Regions from separate parts of the Homo sapiens genome. Here regions 1 and 2 are each linked to region 3. A link is a contact called in ENCODE Hi-C or POLR2A ChIA-PET data. All regions are on one chromosome and are shown on one strand. The core of a region is the stretch at or near the end of the contact, and the rest is flanking DNA. Distances in the headings are between cores, read along the strand shown. Region 1 holds the start of PXMP4 (peroxisomal membrane protein 4). Region 2 holds the start of CHMP4B (charged multivesicular body protein 4B). Region 3 holds the start of PIGU (phosphatidylinositol glycan anchor biosynthesis class U).

Region 1 (4,291 bases), core at 1,153-3,652, 960 kb before region 3:
CTTTTCCCATCAACAAAAGGTATTCTCCATTTTACAGAATGGCTTTTGGCAGTTACGCACATATAAAAGTTCCTAGGTCAATCAATATTAGTGTCTCTTCTTTTCTTACTCTTCTTTATTGGACACCTCCACCCCTACCCCTATCCCTAAGTTCTCCAGGTACCCAACCCTGGTCTTACCAGGCTACAAGGTCTAAAAATCCTGACAGCCTCCTTGAGACAATGGTCATGAGCCACATACTATTGTCTCCCCAAATATACATGAATGTTCACTGCAGGCTTGTTTGAAAAAACAAAAGACTGGAATCAAACCTGTGTCCAAGGCTGGGTGTGGTGGCTCACGCCTGTAATCCCAGCACAATGGGAGGCCGAGACAGGCCGATCACGAGGTCAGGAGATCGAGCCCATCCTGGCTAACACGGTGAAACCCTGTCTCTACTAAAAATACAAAAAAATTAGCCGGGCGTGGTGGTGGGTGCCTGTAGTCCCAGCTACTCAGGAGGCTGAGGCAGGAGAATGGTGTGAACCTGGGAGACGGAGCTTGCAGTGAGCCGAGATTGCGCCACTGCACTCCAGCCTGGGCAACAGAGCGACACTCCATCTCAAAAAAAAAAAAAAAAAAAAAAAAAAAAAACTTGGCAAAAGGGTTACTGATGTTATCTCAGGGCACATCAAGGATATGCCCTTGGCCAGACCCAGTGGGAACCAGTTCTACCTGACTCTTGAGTGTCCATGGGAGCCAAGAGCCTGGCACTGGTGCCAGGCATCCTTGGGTTTGAATCCCGGCTCCAACCGTGACCAAGTGCTGTGGCCACGAGCAATGGGTCTACCTCTGAGCTACAGCCTTTTCATCTGGAAAATGGGGACAATGGCAATTCTGATCTTGCACACTTATTCATTCATTCAATAAATATTTCAGAAACTACTAAATACCAGGTGCTAGTAATACACCAAGGAACAAAATAGATAAAGTTATGGCCTCATGAAACTTTCTTTTTTTTCCTTTTGAGATGGAGTTTCACTCTGTCACCCAGGCTGGAGTGCAGTGGCACAATCTCAGCTCACTGCAACCTCCACCTCCTGGGTTCAAGCGGTTCTCCTGCCTCAGCCTCCCATGTAGCCGGGACTACAGGCATGTGACACTACACCCGGCTAATTTTTGTATTTTTGGTAGAAACGGGGTTTTGCCATGTTGGCCAGGCTAGTCTCGAACTCCTGACCTCAGATAATCCGCCTGCCTCGGCCTCCCAAAGTGCTAGGATTACAGGTGTGAGCCACCGTGGCCAGCCTGTGCTAAGCATTTCACACATATTGACTCAATCCTGATAGTATAAGTACTAGTACCATGCCCATTTTACAGATATTGAGGCTTAGAGAGGCTAAATGACTTCCTCCAGATCACACGGGTAGGTGGGGCCAGGGTTCAAGCCAAGGCATCCACATCCTTCCCACCATCCCACGTTGCCACTAGGATGCCAATTCTGGGGGACACAAACCACTTTCTCTGGTTTGTTCTCTGCTTTGTCCCCGGTTCTGGCACTGTAGGCCCTCAATAAATGGTGGCTGTTATGCACTAGGTTTAAAGGAGACTGAGCTCCCCTCTAGGCACCAGCCAGGGCAATGACCCCAAGACCTCTCTTGCAGGTAAGATGCCAGGATAGTTGCAGCTTCTTTTACATTCATTGTCACGTCCCAGGAGCCCCCTGAGCCGAACGGGACTTAGCGCTGGAGTCCTACAGGTGAGAAGTGAGAAGCAGGATGCAAGCCCATGGGCAAGCTTCATGGGGACAGAATAGACAGGAGGCATCCGCCTGCCAGCTAGAGGCCAGAGTCCAGTTCCCCATTGTGCAGATGGGGCCGTTGAGGCCCAAAGGCACACAGAGAGGTGAGGTGAACTGAACCCAAATGAGGGGATACAGAAGCTGGCATGGGAGGAGTCAAAGCAAGAGGGCCAGGCTGCAAAGGTTGGAAGACCCAGAAAATGTGCAGTGGGAGCCCCAGTTCAGAGCTGGGAAGGCGCGCAAGCCAAAATCCAGCTCCCATTGCACAGATGGTGACCTCCGAGACTTAGAGACACACGAGGACTGCTCCAGGGCAAACAGCACCGCGGCATCGGACTTCGAACTCGCGCCTCTGACCCCAGGCAGGACATCCCTCAGCCCCAGCCCGGCCCGACGGCCCCACTCACACAGCCCCGTTCCGGAAGCCCTTAAGCACGGCCAACGCAGCGTGGTAGCGGCGCTTGCGCAGCAGTGCGTTGACGACTACGAGCAGAGCCCTTAGCTGCGGCGGGGCTGCCATAGTGCGGGCTGCGCGCAGGGTCGGGGTTAGGAACTGTAAGCGCACTGACAGCCGGAGGTTCCAGCTGCGCGCCCACAGCCCCTCGGTAGCGCCGCCGACTCGTGGCGTCTATAGGCTGTTTCTGCGTCACTCATGCATGGAAGACCAATCAGAGAGCGTACTTGTCTCATGGGACAATAGCACTCATCGAAATAGTTGTCTGACTGGAAGAGAAAGGAAAGCTTGTAGCCAATCACAGTGGGCTCCGCCCAAGGTCACACACGATTTGTCCAATCAGAAGGCACTTTCCCTTGGGCCATGTTGGGTTCACGAGTGGGTTTGGAAGGAGGCGTGTACTTGGAAGGAGGGCTCCTGAATGAGGAGTGGCCCTGCTTAGAGATGGGATGGGCGACAGGTGATGATACAGGGAGGAGCAGGGCCCCATCTTTATGCGAGATAGTTCTGACTGGGATATCCTTTACCATAGCGATCTTCCCAGAGTGTCAGTCACATGGCCCCTCAATGGCTTCCATGTACGTATGTATGTTTTGAGATGCAGCCTCGCTCTGTCACCCAGGCTGGAGTGCAGTGGCGCGATCTCGGCTCACTGCAACCTCCACCCCCCAGGGTTCAAGCAGTTCTCCTGCCTCAGCCTCCTGAGTAGCTGGGACTACAGGCACCCACCACCATGCCTGGCAAATTTTTTTGTATTTTTAGTAGAGACGGGGTTTCACCATGTTGGCCAGGCTGCTCTCCTGACCTCAGGTGATCCACCTGCCTCGGCCTTCCAAAGTGCTGGGATTACAGGCGTGAACCCAGCCGGCGTCCACTTATTCTTAGAATCCAAACTCCTCCCCAAGGCCCAAGAGAGAAGACCTCCTGTGATCTGGTCCGTGCCTCTCCCTCTGACCCCACGTTCCAGCACTTGCCACCTCACTGCTTCCCAGCCAAACAGCCTCCTTTCTGTTCCTTGGGCCAAGAACCCTTCTACCTCAGGGCCTTTGCACTTGCTGGTTCCCTGCTTGATATTCGCCATCCTGGGCTCTTCCCATGATGGGCTTCTTCTCATCCTTCAGGTTTCAGCTCAAATGCCACTTCATCAGAGAGACTTTCTGAGACATCCAATTTGAAGTAGCACTGTCCACTCTGACTCATTACCCTGGCTCTTTTTTTTTTTTTTTTTTTTTTAGACTGAGTCTCGGATCTATCACCCAGGCTGGAGCGCAGTAGTGTGATCTCAGCTCACTTCAACTTCTGCCTCCCAGGTTCAAGGGATTCTTCTGCCTCAGCCTCCTGAGGAGCTAGGACTACAGGTGCATGCCACCACGCCCGGCTAATTTTTGTATTTTTAGTAAAGACGGGGTTTCACCATATTGGCCAGGCTAGTCCAAACTCCCGACCTTGTGATCCGCCCGCCTCGGCCTCCCAAAGTGCTGGAATTACAAATGTGAGCCATCGTGCCCGGCCACCCTGGTTCTTATGTGTTTTTTTTTTTTATAGAACTTTTGACACTTTAGACTTGTTTACTATGTGTTCATTGTCCATTGCCCTTATCAAACTGTAAATTCTATGAAGGAAGAAATCTTATTTGTCTTGTTTTCTGCTGTAACCCCAACACTAGGCACATGGTGGGTACTCAACACTTGCTTGTTTAAGCAACACATAGTTTTGGGTTGTCATCTCTGAGAGCATTGATGGGTGACATTAACATATGATGTCACTATGTGGAGTTGTCACTGAATAACAGCTACACACTGAGTGGTGGCTGTGACTTGTGAGGGTGTCCCCTGGTACTTGGGCCATATGGTATTTACCAGTGATGTTATTTGCTCAGTGTCAGGGGACAATTTCAGAGGTCAATGAAGGAGGGAGTTGTGCTGGGCCTATTTTGTCACTGAAACTGGGTTGTCCGGGATTTTTCTTTTGTGATGGTAGGCTACTTTATTCAGTTCATCCTTCCTCTGAAGATAATGACTATGTTAGATAATATATTAAAATATCCTCTTAAAAAC
Region 2 (4,279 bases), core at 36-2,535, 870 kb before region 3:
CCTAAGTCAGTGCAACCATCCATTACTTTCAGTAAGTGGCTTGGTGCCACTGGTTTTAGGAGATTCCTTGCTGAAGCCTTTATACAGGCTCAATGCTTTCTGGGGGGTAACAGGTTGCTGTCAGTTGGAACACATTTTTTGTTCGTGTCTTCCACGTATAAGCTTAATGCTTTTTCTTTTCTTTTGTAAAAAAATTTATTTTCTTTTTTTCCCCTGTAAGTAAGGATACAACTTAATGCCTTTTCTATCTTAACTAAGCACTTATCACACACTGTGGCTGTAACTTTTGCAGTTTGAGGTACGACAGCAAAACCAGCATGAATTTCTTTTTCCTCTTTCACAATTCTAGGGCTAGAAGATTCGTTCTTACTGCAGACCTCAGTAAGCTCAGCATACGATTTTTTTTCTTAAGCTCAGAACTTCCACATTTACATTTAAAGGAAGCACTTTACAGCTTCATTTTGGCATATCCAAACTGCCAGCATTACTACTCTTGCACTTTGGGGCCATTATATAGTAAAATGAGGGTTACTCGAACCAAAGCACTGCAACACCGTGGCAGTCCATCTGATAACTCCTAAGCTGGTAAGTAACTAACAGATGGTAGAGGTATGTTGGACAAAGGGATGATTCACATTGCAGGTAGGATGGAACAGGATAGCACGAGATTTCATTAGGCCAATGGAAATTAAAAACTTATGAACTGTTTATTTCTGGAATTTTCTATTTAATACTGTCAGACCTTAGCTGGCCAAGTGAAACTACTCAAAGTAAAATCTCAGATAAGGGGGACACTACCGTACTTAACTGGAGAAGATACTGCTTTGCTTCTGTGACCACAGAATTGACAGGTTGAAATTGGAAACAACTGTTGCCTTCACGCTTTTAAGACAACTTCACATGAATATACATGTGAAGTTCAAGCATGGCAGTATCCCATACTAGCAATAAATTTTTGAGCAGTGTTGCACACTTACTGTCATTTCTCTTACTGTTCTGCCACTCCTACAGAGCGCAGGCCAAGGAGACTACATTTCCCAGAATGCCACACGCCCTTTGACCCCAGCTACAGCAAAAGACGCGCCGGGGAGCGCCTGAAGCCGGAAGACTATAGCTTCCCGGCATGCAGCACGCTTCCCCCTATTAGATTTGAGGCGCGGCCGGCGCGTTGCCCACTGGGAGTTGTAGTCAGTGGCGCGTTGCCCTGACGCCTGCCGGGCCGGGCGTGGGGGCCTGTGGGAGGTGGCGCGGCCGGGCCCAGCTGCGGGGCGGAGGCGGAGGCGGAGGAGAGGCCTGCGGCGGCAGGGAGCGGCGGGACTGGGAGCGGGCGCCGGAGCCGACCCGAGCCGAGCCGAGCCGAGCCGAGCCGGAGCGGGCGGCGAAGGCCGGCGCGGCGAGCAGCAACCATGTCGGTGTTCGGGAAGCTGTTCGGGGCTGGAGGGGGTAAGGCCGGCAAGGGCGGCCCGACCCCCCAGGAGGCCATCCAGCGGCTGCGGGACACGGAAGAGATGTTAAGCAAGAAACAGGAGTTCCTGGAGAAGAAAATCGAGCAGGAGCTGACGGCCGCCAAGAAGCACGGCACCAAAAACAAGCGCGGTGAGGCTGCCCGGCCCCTTCAGACTTGCCACGGGCTCCCCCCAGGCTCCCCGGGCCCGGACTTCACCTTCATCAGACTCGCCTCGGGGTCTGGTCTGACCCTGGAACTCTCCGGGTCAGACTTCTTGCCGGGTCTGGGACCCCCTCCCCGACTCCCTTCAATGTCTCCCCGATCCCTGGACTTTTCCATCGTCAGACTTATTCTGCCCTCTCCCCTCAGCCTCTCTCCACCCCGCCAGGTCCCTTCAGACCCCAATCTCACAGCACTTTCCTCCGCCCTCACTCTGTCCCTTTCTCTTCCGCCTTTTCCTTCTCGCCTCACCCACCTGCCTAGCTACTGCCCCTGCCTCCTCCTCGGCTCATTTCTGCCCCCATCCTAGCATTTCTGTGCTTCCTGGTCCTACCTGTGCCCTCTCCCGACTCCTCGGTGGAATCTGTGAGCTGCCCCTTGGCCTCTCCCCTGTCCTCTTGTCTCAGAATTCTCGTTGAAAAGCCTCCTTGCTGGAGAGAAAAGGGGACTGGGGGAGATGAGACCCCCGATTCCTGCTCTATTCACTTGCTGAGTGAACTTGAGCAAGTTGCTTTCCCTTTGAGGCCTCAGTTTCCCCATCCGTCAGCCAGAGTTCGGCCTCTGTTGAGGCCTAAGGTGTTTTCCAGCGTTGTGATTCACTTTTTGTTGCCTCGTAGCTTGACCTTACCAAAGTTTCCCGTGGCGCAAGCCTTCACCCCATGACTCACCGCTTCCCCATCCGTCTGAACCAGAAATAGAGACTCCCGACTGCTCCCCAGTCCCCACTACTAGGATTCAGGGCCCCAGTATTGAATCTTGAGGCACTGCTTACTTTACTTCCTGTTGTCGTATGGCTTTCTGGGCATTCCAAGTGCTTTGTGTTTTTCTTAAGTGAGATGAATGTGAAAATGCTTTAAAACTGTAAAGCAGTTTAGAAATGTTTGCTTTTTCTTGTTATGGCCATGTGAGAGTGAATCACAGAACGACATCCCTTCCCCTTGAGAGGGGTTTAGGATTGAGGTAATTCACTCAGAAGTCTGCTAGTGACTAGCAGTGCGACCTTGAGCTCATTTACCTTTCTGAAAGGAAAATCATGGATTTACAGTGCTCAGCACATAGTAGGGGCTAAATCGATGTTTTCTCCATTCTAATAGGAGAACAAAATAGCCTATCTGGAGGATGCTTCTCTGCTGATAGTCAACAGATATTCTGGAAATTCTTTTTAGTGCCTGCTGCATGCGCTGTATTCATAGGGGTGAACAAAACACGGCCTCAACCCTAATGGGAGAGAAGACAGAAACAGGAAAATAAATGAAGAAAATATTGTCCGGGGGTGATAAGTACTAAACACACAAAAAGATGGTCTGATAGGGAGTGGTGGAGTGGGAGGGATGCCACTTTGGATAGAATGGTCAGGGAAGGCGTCTTTGAAAAGGTAAAGTTTGAACTGAGTCTGGAGAAGGAACCAGCTCTGTAAAAAAAAAAAAAAAAGGGGGAGGAGCCTTCTGGGCGTGGAAAGCAGCATGGGAAAAGGCTCGGAGGTTAGCAGGTTGTAAGAAACCGAAGAGAGAGACCCTTGTGTCCAGAATGTAGTGCTTGGAGGGAGAGTGGTATGGAATAAAGGGGGCGGGGCTTGGACTTTGAACCTGTTGGTGAAGAGTTTGAATTTTATTCCAAGTGGATGGAAAGTTTTTGGAGAGTATTTTGTTGGAACGTGTCCTTATTGACAGAGTTTTTAAAACATCATCTGGCTGCTCTTTGGAGAGTGGGTGGGGGATGCGGGTGGGAGCAGGGAGAACAGTGAGGAGGCAGCTGCAGTGGTCCATTTGTGGCTTGGACTCCAGCTTAGTTGTGGAGATGGGAACAGGGTTATATTTTGCTGTCTCTAGCTTTTTCCTCTGATGACTCTCCCTCAGTCCAGATCCTCTGTTTATGGTCATCAGAATCAGTGTTTTTAGCTTTCTGCATTTTGGAATGCAGGAGGAGGGTGTCAGTTTACCATTTTCCTCTGATCTTTTGGTCTGGAGCTAGCTTAGTTTCTGGAGTTTGTTTTTTTGTTTGTTTGTTTGTTTGTTTGTTTTTGAAACGGAGTCTCGCTCTGTTGCCCAGGCTGGAGTGCAGTGGTGCGATCTCAGCTCACTGCAACCTCTGCCTTCTGGGTTCAAATGATTCTCCTGCGTCAGCCTCCTGAGTAGCTGGGATTACAGGTGCACGCCACCATGCCTGGCTAATTTTTGTATTTTTAGTAGAGATGGGGTTTCACCATGTTGGTCAGGCTGGTCTTGAACACCTGACCTCATGATCTGCCTGCCTCGGCCTCCCAAAGTGCTGGGATTATGGGCATGAGCCATCGCACCCAGCCGTTTCTGCAGTTTTGGCGATCGAATTGACTTTCAAGGGGCTGCAGGAGAGCTCGCCAGCCAACTGTGGAGGACCAATCTCAGTTGTCAGACTTGCTGAAGGCAGGCTGTCTCCCTGAGTTTGCTTGAGAGGATGGGAGCTACTGTAACCTACCCTTCTTTTTAGCATCCTCTAGGAGGAAGGTCTTAGTGTGGGGAGGTGAACACTACCACATTACCATTCAGTTAGTCTGCTTATTCACCTGCCACTATGCTGGGACCTTGAGAGTCAGAGATGAAAATACACTGTGTCAGCCCTTCAGGAACTCAGAAT
Region 3 (4,496 bases), core at 1,571-4,070:
CTGAACCTGGGAGGCGGAGGTTGCAGTGAGCCGAGATCGCGCCATTGCACTCCAGCCTGGGCAACAAGAGCAAAATTCTGTCTCAAAAAAAAAAAGAATTCATACAGCTTATAAGTTGCAGAACTAGAGAAAGAGTCAAACCTTTTCTGAGATTCCAGACCCTGCACTCTTAATTACCAAACAACACTGTCTCATCTTTGGATCCTTCACCTGTCCATCCTGTAAGTAACCTCCTGTAAGTAACCAGATCCTATGCTTTCTTCTCTTCCACATTTATTCAACAGTAACTACACACCTACTGTATGCCAGACATAAAAGAATTCAGGAATGAATAAAACAGAATCCTTCAAGGAGCTCATAATATAGTGGAAAAGGCCAGGTGTGGTAGCTTATGCCTGTAATCCCAGCACTTTGAGAGACCCAGATGGGCGGATCACTTGAGCCCAGGAGTTTGAGACCAGCCTAAGCAACATGGTGAAACCCCATCTCTACAAAAAATACAAAAAAATAATAATAATAACAAGTAGGGTTGGTGGTACATGCCTGTAGTCCCAGCTACCAACTACTTGGGAGGCTGAGGAGGGAGGATGTCCTGAGCCCGAGAGGTCAAGGCTGCAGTGACCCATTATCACTGCACTCCAGCCTGAGTGTCAGAGTGAGACCCTGTCTCTTGAAGAAAAAAAAAAAAAAAAAGAGGCCAGGCATGGCGGCTCACACCTGTAATCCCAGCACTTTGGGAGGCCGAGGAAGGCAGATCACCTGAGGTCGGGAGTTCAAGACCAGCCTGACCAACATGGAGAACCCCTGTCTCTACTAAAAATACAAAATTAGCCAGGCATGGTGGTGCATGCCTGTAATCCCAGCTGCCCAGGAGGCTGAGGCAGAAGAATTGCTTGAACCCAGGGGGCGGAGGTTATGGTGAGCCGAGATCGCACCATTGCACTCCAGCTAGGGCAATGAGAGTGAAACTCCATCTCAAAAAAAAAAAAAAAAAAAAAGAGAGAGAGAGAAAATGTGGAAAAACCGGATATAAACAGGTAATTATGAGATAAGAAATGCTCTTAGTAGGGTGTAGAGGAAGAAGGGCCTAATACTGCCTCAGGTTTTCAGTTATCCAGAAGAAAACAGGAACCAAATGGCTTCGATTCATTTCAACAGAAAAATAATACGCAGAGGTAACAAATCCAAGCTCTTACAATCTCAGACATGAATTATTACTATCTTTATTACCATTCCCCAACTAGGAAACCTGGGCAAATTAACTTCTCTAAATTTCAGTTCCCTCATCTGTAAAAGGGGGAAAATAACACCATCTATCACATAGAAATAAATGTGAGGACTAAATGAGAAAAGGTATATGTTACCATTTTTAGAAACCTTAACTCTATTCATAAAACACCCATTCATTATGCCGTTCCCCATACCAACATTCTATGGGATAACATCAAAACGTTAGCCTTGGCCAGGTGCCATGGCTCACGCCTGAAATCCCAGCACTTTGGGAGGCCAAGTGAGACTGCTTGAGTCCAGGAGTTCCAGACCAGCCTGGGCAACATAGAAAGACCCTGTCTCTAAACAAAAAACAAAAACAAAAACAAAAAAACTTTAGCATTTAAAGGACACAAAGGGGACTTCTGGGGTGCTGATACTGTTTCTTGAACTAGGTGCTGGCTACATGAGTGAATACAGTTTTTAAAAATTCATTGAACTCTACACTTACTTAATATGCATTGTATGTATACTGTACTTCAGTAAAAAAAAAAAAAAAAAAGTTGTTTGTTTTTTTTTAATCATCAAACTCTGGCCTAAACCTAGCTTCCACCCCATTACTCCCCTGCTTTGGACATTTCACATCCTTGAACGTTTCTTCATCCTATTTACTTTCTGCTACCTGGAACTCTCCTTTTCTCTAATCTCCCTTTCAAAACCCTACATCCTTCAAGAGTCAGCTCAAATCCCACATTCTGGAAAACTGGAAAGGTAGGGGATAGTTTATTCAGGGTCAGAATACTAAGGAAGGAACTGGGTGGACACATAAAGTATACTTTTCATGAATTATTATAACGATTTGTCTCCCTCACTAGCCTGTGCAGCTACTTCAGGCCAACTTCGCTTTCTCGCTGTAGGCGTTAGTATAAAACAATGTTCGGTGAAGAACTTAGTAAGGAACAGTAACAAAAATTGCCCTGCAAGTCCCAGACTGAGAAGAGACGTCTAAAGCACACGCACACTCTCCTCGCTTAAGCAAAATTGGTCCCCTCATCCCGGACCCCCTCACACATAACCTTTTATCCCAGGGAGCACCCCTGGCGATCCCGCCCCAAATCCCAAACTCCTCTGCAAGCCGCGCTCCACAAGCACCTCCTCCTCTTATTCCAACCCTTCCCACAGACCACACTCCTCGGCTCAGGACACTGAATGGGACACGCCCCCTCAGATCCCCACCACTAGGTGGTCCGGCCCCCAGGGCCCAAACCTCACGACACTGTCCCCACGCCCCGGTCCCCACGCCCCCTCCCCTCACCAGCCCCGCCCTCAGGCCCCGCCCTCTCCAAGAACCCCACGAGACAGTCAGTTAGTTCTCTAGGAACCGCGCGCTGGCGGTCACTGCCCCCGCCTCCCATTCACAGAGGCCGCGGGAGGGCAGGTGGGGCCTGACAGTCTGCTCGAGCCAGTGGCCTCACCTCTCTTCCAAGAGCTCAGTGGGGACACCACCTCCACCCGCTCGGAAATGAACTCGGCCAGACTGGAGCGGAACAAGGCCGCCCGCACTGTCACAGCCACCACCAGCACCAGGACCAAGGGAGCCGCCATGATAACTGGGGCGGGCGCGCGGGCGGGGAGGGAAGGCGAGGCGGAGGAGCCTCGCGCGCTGTGCGCCACGCTCTGTAGTTCCGCGGGTGGGCGCGCGCTGCCGCTGGCGCCGGAGAGGCCAGACGTGGGGACTACGGCTCCCAGAAAGCCTTGCGGCGAGGCGGGCCGGAGCGACGGAAAGCGGGCGCCTCAAGCTGCGTATGCAGAAGGTGGGGCGAAACCTTCTACGATCGCAGGTGTTTTGTGAAGCCGCGCCGCTATAGCGGGGCTGAAACGCTGCTGAAAGTAGAAGCGGAAGTAGTCGCCTTCCTGGGATTGTGAGAGACTTTTAAACAGATGTTAAATTCACTCTTGCGTGTATGTTTTCAATGCCAAAATGTTTATTTTTATTTTTATTTTTATTTTTTTTGAGACGGAGTCTCGCTCTGTCGTCCGGCTGGAGTGCAGTGGCGCGATCTTGGCTCACTGCAACTTCCGCCTCCTGGGTAGCTGGGATGACAGGCGCCCACCACCACGCGCGGCTATTTTTTTTTTTTTTTTTTTTTTGTATTTTTAGTAGAGATGGGGTTTCACCATGTTGGCCAGGTTGGTCTCGAACTCCTGACCTCAGGTGATCCGCCCGCCTCGGCTTCCCAAAATGCTGGGATTACAGGCGTGAGCCACCGCACCCTGCCCAAAATGTTTATGTTTTTTGTTTTTGAGACAGGGTCTCAGTGCCGTCGCCCAGGCTGGAGTGCAGTGGCGCAATCTCAGCTCACTGCAGCCTGGACCTCCCGGGCTCCAGAGTAGCTGGGACCACAGGTGCGCGCCACCACACCCGGCTAAGTTTTTGTACTTTTAGTAGAGACGGGGTTTCGCCATGTTGCCCAGGCTGGTACCTTTTATGTTTTTAAAGAGTGTTAAATGTGTATTTTTTAAAAAATTTATTCTGGCAGTTGTTTGTTAAACGCCAACTATTTTCCAGGCACTATGTTAGGTTCTACAGATGCGTTTTGGAGTAGTAGACTGATTTATTAGCTAGTTCAACAAGTCGCTTAACCCTTGTGTGCTGAAAAATGTGCTGATTATAGGCTAACTAGGGACAGTTGAGGAAGGCTTAGAAATTTTTTTTTTGTTTTGGAAACGGAGTTTCGCTCTTATTGCCCGGGTTGGAGTGCAATGGCGCGATCTCAGCTCACTGCAACCTCCGACTCCCAGGTTCAAGCGATTCTCCTGCCTCAGCCTCCCGAGTAGCTGGGATTACATGCATGCGCCATCACGCCCGGCTAATTTTTTGTAATTTTAGTAGAGACAGGGTTTCTCTATGTTGGTCAGGCTGGTCTCGAACTCCAGACTTCAGGCGATCCACCTGCCTGCCTCGGCCTCCCAAAGTGCTGGGATTACAGGCTTGTGTCATCGTGCCTGGCCGGAAGGCTTAGAAATTTTGCCAGTCGCTTTTAAACACAGGCATTTTTGAAAATTAAGACATATAAACCTACAGTTAAATAACTTATATTGAAAACAACGGAATACATATTCAACACGTCACTTTCTAATTATTTTACTACACTTTTTTTTATATGTGCTTTTGAGATTATTTACCACCGCTGTATCAGTACAGCAAATACTATCTCTTTCTCTTCCCAAATGGTGGTGTTCAGTTTCCTCAGGTTGATAGATTGAAAATCCCTCCCAATGCGAGT

The links. Hi-C counts contacts between places; a loop is a spot of excess contacts on that map. ChIA-PET counts read pairs that join two places held with the same protein, here RNA polymerase II (POLR2A). Pooled maps may share reads with other maps.
Region 1: a loop to region 3 is called in a map with no recorded cell type, with 18 times the contacts of the local background. The contact joins the promoter of PXMP4 here to the promoter of PIGU in region 3. A Hi-C loop is called at or near these places in 2 of 37 single-sample maps with no recorded cell type and 7 of 50 pooled maps. POLR2A ChIA-PET finds 5 or more read pairs at or near these places in 3 of 52 experiments (HEK293, activated naive CD4-positive, alpha-beta T cell and naive thymus-derived CD8-positive, alpha-beta T cell).
Region 2: a loop to region 3 is called in a map of B cell, with 30 times the contacts of the local background. The contact joins the promoter of CHMP4B here to the promoter of PIGU in region 3. A Hi-C loop is called at or near these places in 4 of 168 maps with a recorded cell type or tissue (B cell, CD4-positive, alpha-beta memory T cell, CD8-positive, alpha-beta T cell and 1 more) and 11 of 50 pooled maps.

The regions. Positions count from the first base shown.
Region 1 is chr20:33,717,908-33,722,198 of GRCh38, forward strand. It overlaps PXMP4 (peroxisomal membrane protein 4), which reads right to left and starts at 2,403. Exons shown (of 4, transcript NM_007238.5): 1 at 2,188-2,403. The coding sequence starts at 2,300. RefSeq lists an enhancer at 1,950-1,999.
Region 2 is chr20:33,810,063-33,814,341 of GRCh38, forward strand. It overlaps CHMP4B (charged multivesicular body protein 4B), which reads left to right and starts at 1,286. Exons shown (of 5, transcript NM_176812.5): 1 at 1,286-1,596. The coding sequence starts at 1,407. It overlaps ZNF341-AS1 (ZNF341 antisense RNA 1), which reads right to left and starts at 1,037. Exons shown (of 4, transcript NR_110623.1): 1 at 978-1,037. RefSeq lists enhancers at 961-1,255, 995-1,074, 1,841-2,681, 2,510-2,579 and a silencer at 1,135-1,414.
Region 3 is chr20:34,674,272-34,678,767 of GRCh38, forward strand. PIGU (phosphatidylinositol glycan anchor biosynthesis class U) reads right to left here and starts at 2,821. Exons shown (of 12, transcript NM_080476.5): 1 at 2,685-2,821. The coding sequence starts at 2,814. RefSeq lists enhancers at 2,289-3,175, 3,176-4,061 and silencers at 2,441-2,540, 2,781-2,890.